Linked DNA regions of Mus musculus: region 2 is linked to region 1. Evidence: chromatin loops called from intact Hi-C (ENCODE). Cell type or tissue: left cerebral cortex. All regions are shown on one strand. Links, peaks and the distances in the headings refer to the core of each region. The heading gives the core; the rest is flanking DNA. Region 1 holds the start of Rpgr (retinitis pigmentosa GTPase regulator). Region 2 has its middle 110 kb from the start of Mid1ip1.

What was found. Peaks named below come from ENCODE experiments on the same cell type or tissue, not always from the same donor. Only the 100,000 strongest peaks of a DNase experiment are listed, where the experiment ranks them.
Region 2: a loop joins it to region 1, with 26 times the contacts of the local background. A loop is called at or near these places in 2 of 42 quality-filtered maps.

What each region holds. Positions count from the first base shown.
Region 1 is chrX:10,213,369-10,221,690 of GRCm38, reverse strand. It overlaps Rpgr (retinitis pigmentosa GTPase regulator), which reads left to right and starts at 4,896. Exons shown (of 17, transcript NM_011285.2): 1 at 4,896-5,139; 2 at 8,037-8,162. The coding sequence starts at 4,998. In left cerebral cortex, for the core only: a CTCF peak has its summit at 4,817; DNase peaks (open chromatin) are centred at 4,917, 5,454, 5,582 and 5,979; H3K4me3 peaks cover 1,287 bases; H3K27ac peaks cover 979 bases.
Region 2 is chrX:10,600,511-10,608,856 of GRCm38, reverse strand. No RefSeq gene overlaps it. Among named protein-coding and RNA genes, the nearest start is that of Mid1ip1, 110 kb to the left of the region's middle. In left cerebral cortex, for the core only: no CTCF peak of the experiment used is centred there; a DNase peak (open chromatin) is centred at 4,881.

The DNA.
Region 1 (8,322 bases), core at 323-8,322:
CGAATAATAAAAGAGCTGCTAGAGGTATCATATAAGAATGTACAGAGACTGAAGTAGCATGTGCAGGGCCTGCACAGGTCCTTTTCATATACATTATGGCTTCCAGGTTAGTATTTCTATGGGATTCCTAAGTGTGTGAACAACTGGGTCTCTGTTTCTTGTGCCTGCTCTTGGGCTCTTTTCCTTTTGTTTTTTGGTTCTGTCTAATTCCAGTGGGTTCGGGTTTTTTTTTTTATCTTATAATATTTTATTTAATTATTAAAACATTTCAAAAATCCAATATATCATTAGAAGCTGTCTTAGGCAGGGTTTCTATTCCTGCACAAACATCATGACCAAGAAGCAGTTGGGGAAGAAAGGGTTTATTCAGCTTATACTTCCACATTGCTGTTCATCACCAAGGAAGTCAGGACTGGAACTCAAGCAGGTCAGAAAGCAGGAGCTGATGCAGAGGCCATGGAGGGATGTTCTTTACTGGCTTGCTTCCCCTGGCTTGCTCAGCCTGCTCTCTTATAGAACCCAAGACTACCCAGAGATGGTCCCACCCACAAGGGGCCTTTCCCCCTTGATCACTAATTGAGAAAATGCCTTACAGCTGGATCTCGTGGAGGCATTTCCCCAACTGAAGCTCCTTTCTCTGTGATAACTCCAGCCGGTGTCAAGTTGACCCAAAAACTAGCCAGTACAGAAGCTCTCAGTGAGCTCTGCTGTTTAGGGATCTCCCAACGTATTTTTTTTTTTTTGAAGTACCGACACACCTGCTTATGTTCCTGCAACTTGAGGAACAGTGAAGGCAGTTGCATTGTAATGTGGCACAAAATTCAAATCCTGGAAGAGTTTCTTCAATGCTGGCAAATAAGAAATGAAGTTCAGGGAGGAAACACAGCCCATCAAATGTCTTTCTTATTCGTACATGCTTTTATTTTTAGTTGACAAAAACATCCTCAGAAATTACTCCCAGCTAGATGTAATACAGTCAATAGCCAAGACTTCTACTTTTTTTTTCCCAGATATGTAAAATTCATGAGAACCAACACAATTTCCCAAGGATTATCTGAGTTTTTGGCTGTGTGTGCATCAGAAGGGAATACAATACATATGTGACATGAATATACCTAAAAGCAGAGATTTTTTTTTACCATTTATTTAAAAAAAGCATGCAAATTTCCATCCTAGTAAAACGGCCATGCTCTTTTATTTTTACATAAAGAATTCCTTTTTGACCTAATAGTTCATACTTCAGGACATGGCATCTTCATTTTTTTTTTCAAAATTAATCAATGTTTTGATTTTAGAATCACCAATGCCAAGAATGCTATTTTGCATAAATATACAATTAAAAACAGTAGAAATATCTTGAAACTGTTTGAAAAATTCTTGGAAAAAAATCTGTCCTAATCCCACACCAAATTTCATTTAATGACTTTTTTTAAATGAAATTTCAGTCTGCAATTAAAATAGTGAGTTTTAAAAATCAAGTATTCTAAGGCACTATAATCCATATAACAATTTGATGATTACTAGCTAAGAAATGACACTAAGAAAATATAAAACGTGTTTTTTTAATTAAAGCATCATGTTCTTGTATATACAACAAACATATAACAATACCTCTAAGCTGAAGAACAGCAGCAGTTTGCTCACACTGCATGTTTATGAGAGCACACACAGTTCAAAGTGCACAGGTCCTGTGTTTAGGAGTGAGGCTGTAGGAAAGTCACAGGAGACAACACAGGTGATTGATGGCCAGAAACCCCTCAGCTCATTACACATTTGATTCTAAATTTATCTTTTGGTCATTATGTGTTCCAAAACCTTCCACTGTTGGCAAACATTTTGTGGCCCTCCATATTCAGTTTCATGACAACATAGGATAAATAGTACAAATGACAGTTTGGAAAGCTGCAACTTAGACACTTCATGCTCTCCAACTGTCAGGATTGTGGGAGAGGCCCTTATTGTTTTTGAAGGGCCAGTGGCTCTCCTTTAATTTCCAGTCCCCTTGCAATGCACACAAAACTGGAAAAACACATCTATTCTGATCTAAAACACAGAATTTCTAGCCTCATTCTGTTGCCTTCATGAGGTAACCAAGGAGGTCACGCTTACAATGCAGCTAAAGCATGCTTATACTTCCATCAGTATCCCAGGCGCCCATGGGACCCGCTGAAACCACTGAGCCTTGCTAGGCATGCTGCAGGAATAAAAATGACACTTTTGAGCCGTTGCCAAGATTTGAGTGCTATTTCCATCGTGGCACACATGGCCTGGCTTTGCCTTCCAGTACAGTGAGCATAGCCAACTTTGCCTTGTTTCTAATACCTACTGGTATTAAGTGCTACTGTATTCTGGGCACTAAGATAGAAGCTAGACATTCATTACCTCGGATGTCTAAGACATTTCCTGAGATAGAGCATATGAACAGATAATATATAATATAAATGATCTAAGGTGCCATCATAGCTGTATGTGTGTGTGGCACCCTTAGATTATAAATATTAGATGAATCAAAAGTATCAATATTATATTGTAAGGGGAATTTTATTCTTCTCTTCTTCTCTGCTAGAAAGCTGTGTGTCTGAGCTAATGCCAGCGTCTCCACCATATTCTCTGGATGCAAGGCCTTGCTGTCTTCCAGGATTTCTATTCTATTACTTTTCTGAAGAAGGATTCTCTCCGCATCTATTCAATTGGACCTCCCAGTGGTATCATACATTGCTTAGTTTAACAGAAGCCCTCCTTTCACCCCTCTTCCCGGCTCAAATGCTGCTTCCTCTCTTCCTGGGTCCCTCTGCACTTACTGTCTCGAATGCTGATGCTCAAGGGATGCTTTTCCCTCAGCGTCTCCAACTTCCTACTCCAATACTGTTTCCTCTTCCATTGCCCCAGCAAACCGCTCTTTTTATAACACAGAGAATGATCACCATATTTCTAACTTCAGAAGGTAATTCGGTGTCATTTAATTTGTACACATTATGTGGACAATTTGATTATACTCTTGTTTGGTGCAGTATTTTCCAGTCTCTCTCTCTCTCTCTCTCTCTCTCTCTCTCTCTCTCTCATCACCTTTTAAGCCTTATAACCCATTGCTAGGATATCATACTTCGGCATTCTTCACGATTCACCTTAGATTCCTTTGTCCTTCCCTTTCCTTCTTTCACCTGTTCCCGAGACTGCCATGATAGCGTTGATCCAGGAGTTCCATAAGTGTCTGGCTCCATCTGGACCTTCTGTGCATCAGTTGCTTGCTGTGCTCAGCAACTCCACCTGACTTTCCTATGTGTTCAAGGGCTGAGCTCACTATCTCTTCCATTACCTTACTGACCTAACTCTAACCTCCTCTGCTCCTTGCATAGCACTTCCCATCTCTGTAAACGGCACCACCCTTGCCTAGATACTTATGTGAGAAACCAGCGTGGAAGTGCTCAGCACTGACTTATGCTCTGAAATTTATTTTTAGAAGTCAATGAAATAACAGGATAAGCAAAGAAAGTCTTTAAATATTCTGATTTTTCTCATCATGATTGTTATGAGCCTTTAGACATGAGTATTAAGTTCTCCTCAAAATAAGTTAAGTTACCTTTTTTGTTCCTTTCTGCTGATGTAAGTTATATGATAGGTCAGCATTTTCCAAGAGTTGACAACTAGACACCATTTCCTGTGTGCCAAAATACTGAACTTCGGGCAGCCTGACCACTTTTGTACCTAAATACCTGTAATAGCCTTTGAATTGCCTCTCAGTGCTCAAACTGCTTGTCAGAAAAGCAGCCCAAACAGGTAGAATCACTTCAAGAACATGCATAACTGGTCCTTTCCTATCACTTCTGAGCTTAAAGCTCCTCCATGACTTTCCATAGTCTTTAGGATAAAGCGTCCGATTCTGTGGACATGCCATCTCACCTCGAACCAGCCTCAGCAAGGTCCTGGGAGGAACTGATCACTTTATCAGTCTTTGCATACAGTTAACTATGTCCAGACTTCTTTAATTTCATTCAGTTTCTTTGGCTTCAGACCTTCCTGACTTTGTCGTCATCAGACAAGCTTTTGTCTTTCTTAAATCCCTGTTCCCAGGTCGGTGCTCCTTGCTAAGCATCTTTACTAGAATCTCATCCTCAACTTTAGTTTGTACACAAGTGATTGGATTCTATTCCCTCTTTCCTTCCTAATAAAAGTGCCCTGAGTAAGTGTAGGTAATAACTCTCGAATTCTGGGAGCCTTAAATTCAGTTGTGCTTGATTGAGACCCAACTACCTCAGGTATACAAATGGACTCATCCTGGAAGATTTTCTTCCTATTTATTTTATTGTGGCCAACTATTATGGGTGGAAAACCAAGGTTTATCCAGAAAAATATAATATTTCAGAGGAAATTGTATAGATCTTGGCCCTTTAGTTTTATAGGAGATGCAGGCGGACTGTTTAGACCTCAGGCTAAACAACCTGAACTGTGCTTCTCTTCCTATGTTTAATTGGCATATCCGCAAACAGGAATGGCATTATTCAACTTGCATGATTGTAATAACATTTATTACGACCATTTATTCAATAAGGATCTAATGTGTGCATCGAGTATATTTGTTTTGTTCCTAGGATTGCAAATGACATTTGGGATGTAAACCGCCTAGTACCTTGCTGTGTTACAGATTGTTAGTCCTAGTGTGTTGTCAAAGCTGTGCGTTGACGTTTGCATGAGTCACAGAAGTTAGGGCTATGTGAGACATGATGTTGTCACCATATCCCCTCTAGGTCCCTGCATGGCCAGGATCCCTTCAGAAGTAGATGCGCTCCAGAGTCTGCAGCATGGCCGCTTCCAATCGCGACCGCTAGAGGGTGTGCGGTCGCTTACCGCCGCGACCATGGCATCTGCGCTTGCGCCTCACTGACACAGCTTCCGCCAGCCTCCTTCCAAAAGCCTTTCGCCCCTCCCCGCCCCGCAAGGCTCCGCCTCCGTTGCCCCTAGCGTCTGTTTGTTGACTTCCGGGAGCACAGTAGTGGTCTATGCCAAGAGGGTCGCGATGGGGGTCCCAGGGGGTAGGGCAGCACCTTAGGCTCAATCGAGTCGCCCCTGCTATCTTTCCGAAGCAGGCACAGATTCCGTTCGCAGGCTTCGGCATGGCGGAATCTGAGTCACTGGTGCCCGGTGAGTCGCGCGCCCCCAGTCGTGGCGGCTGGCCTGGAGGGAGGGTCCGCGGGCGGGCGGGCGGGCGACAGGCCAGGCCCCGCCTCCGAGCCGGCCCCGTAGTGGTACAGGCCGCAACCTGAGCCTCAGTCAACCGCCTTAGATTTGCGTTTGGGAATAAATAAATTCCCTTTGTCGGGCTGGAGGAAGGGACAGGGACATGAGGGACCCTGTGTGTGTTATTAGCAAGCTGAAATAATGGCTTTTCTTGGAGGCGGCGGCAGCCATTATTCTCTCGCGAAGCATCCCAGGGTCTCTAAACATTTGAGCAAGCGGATGTCCCCAGGACCCGGTTAGGTACAGAATTCAGTAACGAGTGGAATGCGGGGTGAAAGGTTAAAAAGAATGGAAGAAACGAACTGGATAAAGAGAGGAGGGCCTTCGGTGAATTTTTTTTTTTTTTTAAGACTGACTGTCGTGAAGTCTTTTAAAATTATGACTCCGTACGGCTTCCGTACCGGGTAGCCCAGGTAGACATTTCCTGGAGCAGCATTTATTATAAGCGTAGAGTTATAGAGTTGTTCAGCTAAAATGGTGGTCATAATCTACTGAACTGGTTTTTGCATATACTCTAATGGGCTGTTACTAGCATTATGAAAAATAACCACTATATTTGAGCAGAATTGGACATTTAAATATGTATTGCACTTTCTGCTGTGGTCTTGGCTCAAACAGAATTTGATTCTACACCACTTGGAGCTCATACCTTAGTGAGGGTGCAAGAAAATAGTTACAATAGGCTTGACATTAGTTGGCAGAGGACAGAAAGGAACCACCCAACCTTGGTTTTTGGGTTAGGGGAGTGTCTGAAGAGAGATTCTGGGGAGCCAGAGTAAACACCGTTAAATAATTCCTTGTAGGGAAGCCTTGAATCATTTCGAGGTCCTTGCCTCCCAAGGCTCAGTGACTTGAGTCGAACTGGCTTGCTTCAAGCTTGTTCTCAAGTGGTTTAGTCCCGTGCACATTGATATATATTATTAATATTTACATTCAGTATGCTTTCTCTGGAAATTTCCCCCAAACTGGGTCTGACTTTCTATTTGAGTGGTGTGTGTGTGTGTGTGTGTGTGTGTTTAAATAGTTACTTGGAAATGTTAATGGATATTTAGTCTTTTGAAAATGATACTGGTCCAAGTCTGTGAATATTCCTCAGATCAGACAATGGCAGTTGAAGAATGTCAAATCTCAGCCTCCATCTCCAATCCCCATGGACTGATCCGTAGCTTGAACTCTCATTTCTTCTCAATGGGAACAGGAATACCCGAGGTGTTTCCGTAGTAAAACCTGGGTAATATGCTATCTTTCACACTGAAAGTATTGAAAGCTGTGTTTGATTTCCTACTCAGCATTCTAGTGATGTGAAAATGGTGGTAGAGTGATAAATAGTGTAGAAGGGAAGTTTTCTGTTTGAAACTTAGCACAAACTTCAGTGTAACTGATATTTCCTAGAGGAACGTCTTGTGCAATGGGTATAAGTAGCAAGGAAAACCTACACTATCAGTAATACAGTTGAGCAAATAAAATACTTATCAATAAATATTTTGGTAGCGAATCAATTAGAGAGATTGCTGTGTAGAGCATAATTAATTGCCATATGGCCTCTATTCATTGCAAGATTCTGAGAAACCAGTAATTTCCAATGTTTGTAATAGGACTTTACAGAGGTAGCCATCAGTTAATACATTGGAGATTACAGATTCTGTACTAGATTCCTTATTATAAAAGAGAGAATACAACCCTGTGTTTACAATATTGTAAATAGATTGTGTACAACAAACCTTTTCGTACCTGTGTTAAATTCAAGGCATAAGAATGTGTATTGGTATTTTAAACACCATTTAGAAATAACCATAATGATTAAAGGAGGAAGTTAAGGTTGGGTAAAGTAACCCATTGAGTATTGTATTAAGTATTAGATTAGGAATTTGAATACATGATTACCCTCCCATTTTAAAACATTTTCTCTCTCCCTTATCTCACTGTGTGTGCCAAATTTCTGGGAGTCTTTTCATTCTTATATGGGTGCTGGGGCTCATACTCTGATTGTGGTCTATTGACTTTTAAAGCCTTGTATAGGTTCCCATAGTGCAAGTGAAACAGTATGTAATAATATGCTTATGTCTGCCCTGCACCTAGCTTTAATGGACAGTCGCAAGCATTGTCAGTAAGAGTTTGGCATTTGTAGTAACATCCCTCCCTTGTATGCAAACACTGGCAATCCCTTGGAAGGGGTAAAGAAATTCCAAACTCACTTAGACCCTTCCCATGAATTTCCTGTGGTATTAACGAAAAAATGTGATACTGTTTCAGTTCTGAGTGTGGGGAAAATGTCCTTAGTCAGGGACCAGACTGTGGGGTCTTAACCAGAGTGAGTAGAGTTGTGTTTAATAAAATTCTTTTCTGCCTAATGTTAGGAACTTTTACACTTAACAGAGTCAGCTCATACATAGAAGGACAAAGTAACGTGCTTCAACACAGAAAGATACATTTGAAAAGTCTGATTTTTTTCTCTTACTTCTAGTTTTATGTCTAAAAAATATCAGCTCATTCGGGAGTTGGCTGTCCATCGAGTGTCAGCAGAACAATTAGTAATGGATGATGCTTATCTTGTCATTGTATATATTTACGTCATATCACTCAAGGAATAGCACATATTCAAATTAACAGATGTCATAGATGAAACTAAAATGAAGTCTGAGAATTAGAACTGAATTAAGGTGAAAGAATGAAGGTTTAAACTGTTTAGACAGATTCAAAGCTGTCAGGGAAGAAAGCATTTATATGTGTGTAATTGGAAATGTTTTAATAACAGACATCGTGGTTCAAGTTGTGAAGTAAAAACTGTCTTACATTTGTAGATACAGGTGCTGTGTTTACGTTTGGAAAAACTAAATTTGCCGAAAATATTCCTAGCAAATTCTGGTTTAAAAATGACATACCCATATGTCTTTCATGTGGAGATGAACATACTGCTATTGTTACAGGTTAGTATTATAATCTTAAATGGAGACAGTAATTCTTAGAGAAACCTAATTATTACTAGAGTTGTGTTTAATAAAATTTTCTGCCTAATGTTAGGAACTTTTACACTTAACAGAGTCAGCTCATACATAGAAGGACAAAGTAACGTGCTTCAACACAGAA
Region 2 (8,346 bases), core at 219-8,218, 390 kb before region 1:
GGAAATCTTGCCCATAATTGTGTGCCTGTGGATGTGGAGTCTCAGAAAAAAAATATAAATGTTGATTAAACGAACCTCTATATGTGGAGGCTCAGGCTATAGAATTGTGCTTACTTTCTGGTCAGGGAGGTCTCACTTAGTTTCTGATTGTCTTAATACCAGTGAACCCTCAAAGAACGTGAGGAATCATTAGTTCATGTATTCAGAAACATCTATTTCCACTCTTCATTTTGTAGATGAAAATCTCAGAAAATTCTTGGCCCTAAGCTGAGACTTGTGTCTCTCTTAGCTCCTCTCCTGGCCATTCTGGTTACATGCATAACAGCTCTCCTCCCTGCACATAAATGTTAGTGAGGACTGCACTGGGGATATTTCGGAGACATTGTTACATGCTGACTGTCATTTAATTCAGAACTGTTACTCTATTTCTTGCTTGTGAGTAATTTAAACACTGGATTTTGGCATAGGAGCAGAAGAATGAGGCAAAGTGGCCTAAAAAAATCCTAGACATTAGGGAAAATTGAGTTAGGGACCTTTCTGGGGACTTAATCTGGAAAGTTCTCAAGAGAGGATTCTTAAAATCCTTTCTCCCCATCTATTACTTAACGATGCCATAATGGTCAATAGAAGATGTATATTTGAGATATACAGTATGCTATTTTGATATATGCACACATTGTGAACTAGTTACCACAGTCAAGTTAAGTATTAACTTGAGGAGCCCCTCAGCTCCTTTTGTGTATGTGAGAAGATGAAGATCAACTCTCTGAACATGTTTGAAGTATACGTTATCAATTATAATGACTATGCTGTACATTCACCAATCAGAACTTACTAAGAAGCTTATTCTTTTAACAACAACAAAAAAATCCCTAACCCCTGCCTTCTGTCAAATGCTTCTATTTCCACACTTCCACTGAGTTTTCTTTCTTTAAACTCTAGCTGCAGAGTGAAACCATGCAATCAGGAGCTGCCATGTACTGTCTGGCTTATTTCATTTATCATGCCTTCCAGGTTCATCTATGTTATCATGAACACTAGGATTTCTTTCCTTGAAAAGACCTAATATTCCAACATACACACATTTTCTTATCAATCCATCTGTTGATGGACACATATGTGGTTTCCATATCCTGGTTTTATGTGTAGTGTTGCAAGGAGCATGAAAGTATAGATGTATGTCTAACACATGCCTTTCATTTCCTCTGGATATATACTGAGAAATGATATTGTTGGATCGCATGGTAGTTCTAATTTCTTCTTCAGGCTCTTTGAAATGACTCTCATAATTTCTGAGGATTGCTTAGCTTTATCTGCTCTTGAATTTCTTATTAATAGGACAGTATCCTTGTTAGTATATTCTTTCACTTTATATTTTGCCTGAGATATTCATCCATATTATTGTGTGAAAGTTTGTTTTCTGTTAATGTGTAGAGTTTGACTCATAGAGCATAGTTTGGTTATCCATTCTTCGATTAATGGATACTTGAGTTGATTCTAGTGTGAAGCTATTATAAATAAAGCTGCTATTAATATTCCTGCTGCAGGTTTTAGTGAAAAATACACCTTGACTATTTTATAACCCCCAAGGGCACATTGGGGCCCGTGTAGAGTTCCCCCACAACTACCCTAGTTCTTTATGGTCCCAAAATGGCCTTGGATGTTTTAAAATTAATCCCTGTTTTTTTTCTATATGAATGGGATAAATGACATTAGGAGATCTTCGAAATATGTCAGTGAACAAAACTGATTTACTGTTATAATGCAAAAAGGAAATGCTTGATTTCCTTCAGCTAAACCAGACATAGAGAAACAGTGTCCTGGACCAGGTGCAATAGTCATCAACATGATTACCTGTTCTCTGTAGGCAGATCACCTTGTGGTAAGGAGTGGAAGCTGGGGAACTTGGGCTTCCTGGTTATGACTACTTTCCAATTTGAGGATGCAAACCCCTCAGGGCTGCATCTACAGCAGCTGATTCATCTTCAGATTATGTCCCACATTTATTCATATGTTATCCCTCTTCTCTGTTTTTCAACTGTACTTTTTGATCGTTTCTATTACTAGTAGTGTGCTGGCTTAAATGTAAAGGATAGGCTGTGGATGGGCTTGGGAGGGTGGGCTTTGGGGCCACATTTGGGCTTTCCTGCTGAAAGACGACTTTTCCTAAGTACCTTGGTAGACTTGATGATAGAACGGAAACAACTTACTAAGTCTTGGGCTAATAGCTCAGCCTTCATCACCGTATTTCCCTGTGGGCTAGAAATCAGGCTTTGGTATATTCTTGGCTCAGAGAAACATCCCAGCCTCTGGAATAGTCTACAGTATGGGCCACTTGCACAGTTACATCCTCAAAGTTGCTAGTTGGACATTAATCCACCTGAGGCTCCTGAGGACATATGGTACTCCAGACCTGGAACATGGTATATGTTATGCTATGTGGTGGGAATTTTTCAAAATTCTACTTTCTCATTGATTGTTTCCCTTATTTCTAATGGACTTTCCACTGGCATCTTTGGTAACATGATGAGTTTGGCTTCATTCTTTCTACCCATGCTGAGTACAACCTAGCTTAGGACATTTAGTACACTCAAGCTTTCAAATTTGTCCTACAATTTATTTTAATGGTAACATATGAACAAGGCTCCAAACAGCCTAACTTTGTATCTATGTACCTCTTTCTTCATCCCTTCTTACGTCTTCCATTTTTTTCTTTGCATTTGTGTGTGGGCACACATTCATGTGCAGGCTGGAGATTGACTTTAGGTATTGTCCTTTATCACTCCTTTTCTGAGACAGGCTCTTTTATTGAGTCTGAAGCTCACTGACTTGGTTGGTCTATCTAGCCAACTTGTCCCAGAAATTCTGCCTCTACCTCTGGAGCACCGGGATTACAAGCAGGCCTCCACGTCCACCCAACTTTTTGTATGGATGCTGGGGATCGAAAATGTGGTCCTCATGCTTTGGTGGAAAGTGCTTTATATAACAGAACCATCAAGCCTCTGCTTTCTGTCCCCAGGCCTTTCCTTCAAGATCATGGAGTATGTGAGAACTCAAGAATCAATGCTTATGCAAATTTTTATAATGAACATCTACAATTTTGTTGTCCGTGATACAAAAGCAATAGTGTACCATCTCCCCTCTACCACACCACCAGCTTTGATCCCGTAGAAGCATGTACTCCTTGCAACAGCAAGGATATAAAGGGACTAAAATCAGAAAGGCAAAAAGGTGGAAATCGTCCATCCAGTTCAGTTTCATAGAAGAACTCTGTGCTGTATCCATTGTCTAGAAGGCATTAAATAAAATTAAGGTTACTGGGGAAACATTATTTTTTTATAAGTTCTTGTTTTATTTTTAAAAGAATATTTTATTTTAATTGTGGAATATGTGTGTGTGTGTGTGTGTGTGTGTGTGTGTGTGTGTGTGTTTGTGTTCATCCATGGAAGCTACCCAAGGGAATTGGAAACTTGAATCCCCTAGAACTCGAGTTACAGAGCTTTGTGAGCCACCCTCACTTGGGTGCTGTGAACCAAATTAGGGTCCTCTGAAAGAACGTTTCTTAACCACGGGGCCATCTCTCCAGGCCCATTTTACAAACTCTTAATTGAAAATATTCTCATAGAATACATGTTATTTGAGAGAGAAGAGTAGGGGTTTTGACTGGCAGTCTTTTGTGTATGAAAAGTCCCAACACTTACCTTTAAACAAGAGCCACAGACTGTGTGAACAAAATGCTAAGGTTGTGGAGGAAGTGGGTGGGGATACAACTCCTTGTATTAACATGTTTCCAGTGGATCAGCTATGCTACATTTATTCATGGACCCTGTGTATAGTGGTAGACTTGCGGTGGGTATTCCCATGGTGACCATACATACAATGAAATACATAGCTGAATTGCAAATCTCAGTGTTACAGTGTAAGCACATTTTCAGCTACCATGGACATTAGTTTGGAAGACCACAGCACTCAGAGGTTTTAGTACTCTCATATCTGTAACATGGAGAGCATCCACTCTCAGAGTACCGGTTTTCACTTGTTATTACAAGCACGCATGCTTGATTCATAATGAAAAGCTCACTGCAGCCTGCCTTCTGAGCATCAAGATAAAACTTCACATGTGCTTCCCTCTAACAATATCTAAGTTAATGTAGCTTTAGGACCATGGGGAATTTAATATATTAGAATTCTTAAAGTAGTGTATGGCTTGTGTGTTTCCATGATTTGATATTAATTTAAAACCCTGAAAGTACTCATATAGATTTAATTGTTCAAATCACATTTCTGGGAGAGAGACAGACATGGAAGAAGGGTGCCCAGACCCAAAGGTATCTTTTTATGAATGTTCTGTAACTAGTTTCTCTTGTCCACCAATCCTCTGCTGTTTGCTTTATGACTTAATGAATGCAGAAGACCTTTCTATTTACTGTCTCCGGCAGCTCGAGCTATCCATGTGGCTTCTTTCCCTGGAGGAATTTCACAGATAAATTATTGCATACAATTACATCAAATAAATTTAAACTGAATAGGGTGGGTAGCAGGCAGGCTAGTTTTTCTAAGTGTTTCTGTGGAGTTAATCCCTAGTGAAGAGGGGGAAAAATCACTGCATATAAATGAGATATCGCTGCTGTCTAATCCAGCTGATAAATGATTCCATCTGCTGGAAAGGAATTCTCAATGCCCTTGACACTTGTCCCACCCAGTTACCAGAATAGCCATTCTCCATTACTTACCAGCTTTCATGTGAAAGGATGGGGCTGGGGTGACAGGCTGCTATTTTCCTTCATTGGTAGAGGGTTGTAGCTGATAGACTTAGACTATAAATCTGGTTCTTTGTGTAGCCACACGGTCCATATTTTTAGACTCCAATCACATTAGGGCTCAATCTGTGGTCTAAATAAGAGTGTTCTCAAACTTGGCTACACATCAGAATTCTCTGGGGAGCTTAAAAAAATGCCCAGCCTATTCCTCAACTCTCAGGTCATTTCGGAAGTAGGGCTAAGTTTGGAAAACAGTGGCCTAAATCCCAAATAAGCACTTTCTCAACTTTGTGTGAATCTGAATCCCCTAAAGTCTTTCAAAAAAAAATAGATGCTGACTCTGAGTGTGGCTTGAGATTTTGCTGGTCTAACCAGGCTCTCAGGTGACACACACACTGCTGATCAAAGATCACATTTGTGTAGCTCTGAGTTCTTTCATTAGCATCACAATCTAGCTCAGTGTTCTGAAAAAAAAAAAAGGAACACCTTTTCTTAAGGCCATTGGCATCCTTTCTTTAAATCCTCCGTTACAGCAAAGCCTTGGGTGTACAAAGAGCATATCTGTTGTTGTTCCGAGGGTGAAAGGCTAGGGCTACTCCACAAAGCTAATCCGGCAGTATCACAGCATGTACCTCCTTTGTTAATATTCTCCCATGAACACTCATCCCTTTCTGTCTGAAGGTAATTCTTCTATGTAGCAAGATGTCTAATCCTTGATTTACTTTCTTTATGGAAGCCCATTCAGGGTCCAAATTTGGGGAAGGTGTTTGTCTTGTTTATGTTAGTGTAAATAGCTAGCTTTAATACTGATATTCTCTTGTAGCCAAAAATGTCTCAGCCCAAACCCTAGGCACATATTATCTGATTCCAGCCCACTTTTCAATGAACTCAGATGAGATAACAGCTTGCTTGTCCAGGTTTGTGAATGAAAGTGAAAGTTCACCTGCCACTCCTTCACATTTACTGTTGGTGCCTATCACCAGTCTTATTGAAGCATACACTCTTTTCTATTCTCTTTTAAAAATTTCCACTTTTTATTATATATGCATTGGTGATTCACCTGCATGTATGTCTGTGTAATGGTATTGGATCCCCTGGAACTGGAGTTACTGGCAGTTGTGAGCTGTCATGTGGGTGCTGGGTACTGAACTCCTGACTGCTGAAAGAGCAGCTAGTGCTCTCCAGTCCCTTGTCATCTTCTCTTAAAACATAAGTTCCATATAGATAATGGCCTGGGCTGTCTTGTCACCACTGTAGTCCCACAGTGGTTAGCACATAACATTTGCTTGCAGAATTAGTCCATAAAGGAAATCTATTGAACTTCTAATTTCTTTTAGTTCAAATCACACTGACATGAACCTCGCCTGGATTAGATCCTGTTAGTTGCATCTGAATCAGCATTTTGGATGTCCAGGGTATCTTTCTGAGTTGTGTTTTTTCGCAGCTAAACTATACACATCTACAATTTGCAAGACTGTGAGTTGGATAACCGAAAATGAAAGACACTGCCATCTGTATGGTGATTAAAGCAACCTGGACGGATAAAATTGCCCAGGAGGGGAGGATTGAGATGATGATCAAGGTTTGATCCTCATGAACTCCCCGTTTAAAGAAGAAAACGATATTCCTCCTTAATGTGCCCCACTGTCATATATGCAAACCTGTACAGACCTGAAACTGTCACAAACTCCTTCAAGTCAAAGATGAGCCTTACTGTTCTTGAGAGTACTTCTGGACATCATTGACCAGCTTCTCAGTGGCCTCTGTACACAAAGCTATGACAGTTAAAATGACTCCCAACATTTATTTGAGTGTATCATGTAAAATCACTATTGATAATGAAATAAAACTCATGGGGAAAGGCTAAAATCAACTACAAAGGAATCTACCTTTAATGATTTCTTTTGGGGGCTATATGGTCATAATATCTATGGGGGCACGAAACTAAAATCATCACTATATGTTTTTAAGAAGTGAACCTAGAGATCCAGAAATTAGAAACCATTCCAAGGCAATAGAAAAACACTGTTGATATTTTTGGAAACTTGAAGCATTATATTTTTTAACCAGGACTTATAATTTCTGAAGAGACCATTTGAGGAGAGTTTGAAACAAGCCTTGGCTAATCATAAATGAAATAGAAAGCATTAAGATTCATAAAATTTGAGTCTGAAGGTAGTGTAAAACATGCTGCTTGCTTAATTTAGCTGTCATTACCTTAGGCTGTATGTGAGGTTTTCAGCAAGTCCCAAGGGGAGGCAAACAAAATATAATTGTGGTATGTTGGCTCTCAGGCTGGTGTCCAGCAAGAGTAATCTTCTAATAGCTACAGCGGTGTATAAGCCTCTTCCCATTTCACAAGCTACACTTATTCAAAGGCCGCTCACAAATGGGTAGCACAGAAGTGATGTTATGATAGAAAACTCTGGCTTCTTTCTCGAATACTCTTGCCTTGATTGTTCATTCAGGGGCAAAATAACCCTGCAGAGAATCACATGGCAAGGGACCAAGGGCTTTCAACACGTGACTGGGCTGAGAAGCTGATGTGCCCACCTCAAGTTGAGTTTTCACAGGAAGTCCCAACCCATGGCCTCCCTATTAGGGCCAGAAACCTCTAGCTAAGCCATACTGGGATGGTGATTTCCCCAAACCTATAGTAATAATAAGTAGCTGCTATTTGAAACTGATAAATTATACAGTGTGCCGATATAAAGCAATAATGAATGCAGTTTTACTCATACATGACATTGTATTAGACTTATTACAGTCAACTGTACAATTCTGAATTATTCTAGCAGAAAGTCTACTAGCTTTCACTATTTGCACTACATACAGCAATTAATCAACATTGCTTGAAGGTACATGCACTATTCTTTCTTCACATGTCCCACAGTCTAAATTCTGAGTGTTTTCAAATAATCTTTTTAAAATTCTGTGCATATGTTATCTATTTTTCTGCAGAGAGCCGCTGCACGAGGAGTTCATTTGTCAATTTTTTGATCCGCTTTTTGTCCATTAGCCAATATTACACATATCAGATTCTGTTAGTGGGCAAAACCTACCATATTTCTTCACTCAAGAAACAAAATCTAAAAAGTAAAATCCAGGTATATACTGTAAGTCTACATAAAAGTCCAGATTGGATCACACCAATATTGCTCAAGACATGAAGCTCTTTATTGTGAAGGCAATGTGAAAAACTATGACATACCCAGGAGAAAATGATATGGCTCCTTAAGTAGGAAAGGGGACTTGGCACAAAGACAAATACTACAGAACTCTAGAGTTAACACCACACAAATAAGACTTGGGGAAGAACTGAAGCATAGATAGATAGATGGATAGATAGATAGACAGATAGATAGATAGATAGATCCCTACAAGAGAACTTAAGCTTCTGACACACAGCTAAAGCTTTGGAGTACATTCATTCATTGTTCAGAAAGGAATTTGAGAACCCCCAAAAGTGCTAAGTTCTGTGTGTCAATGTAGGGATATAAAAACACTGTTAGACTGTCTTTGTCCTCAACAACATTATTAAAAATGTCAGTGAAATTACAAACAATTGGGGAAATCAGAAAGCAGA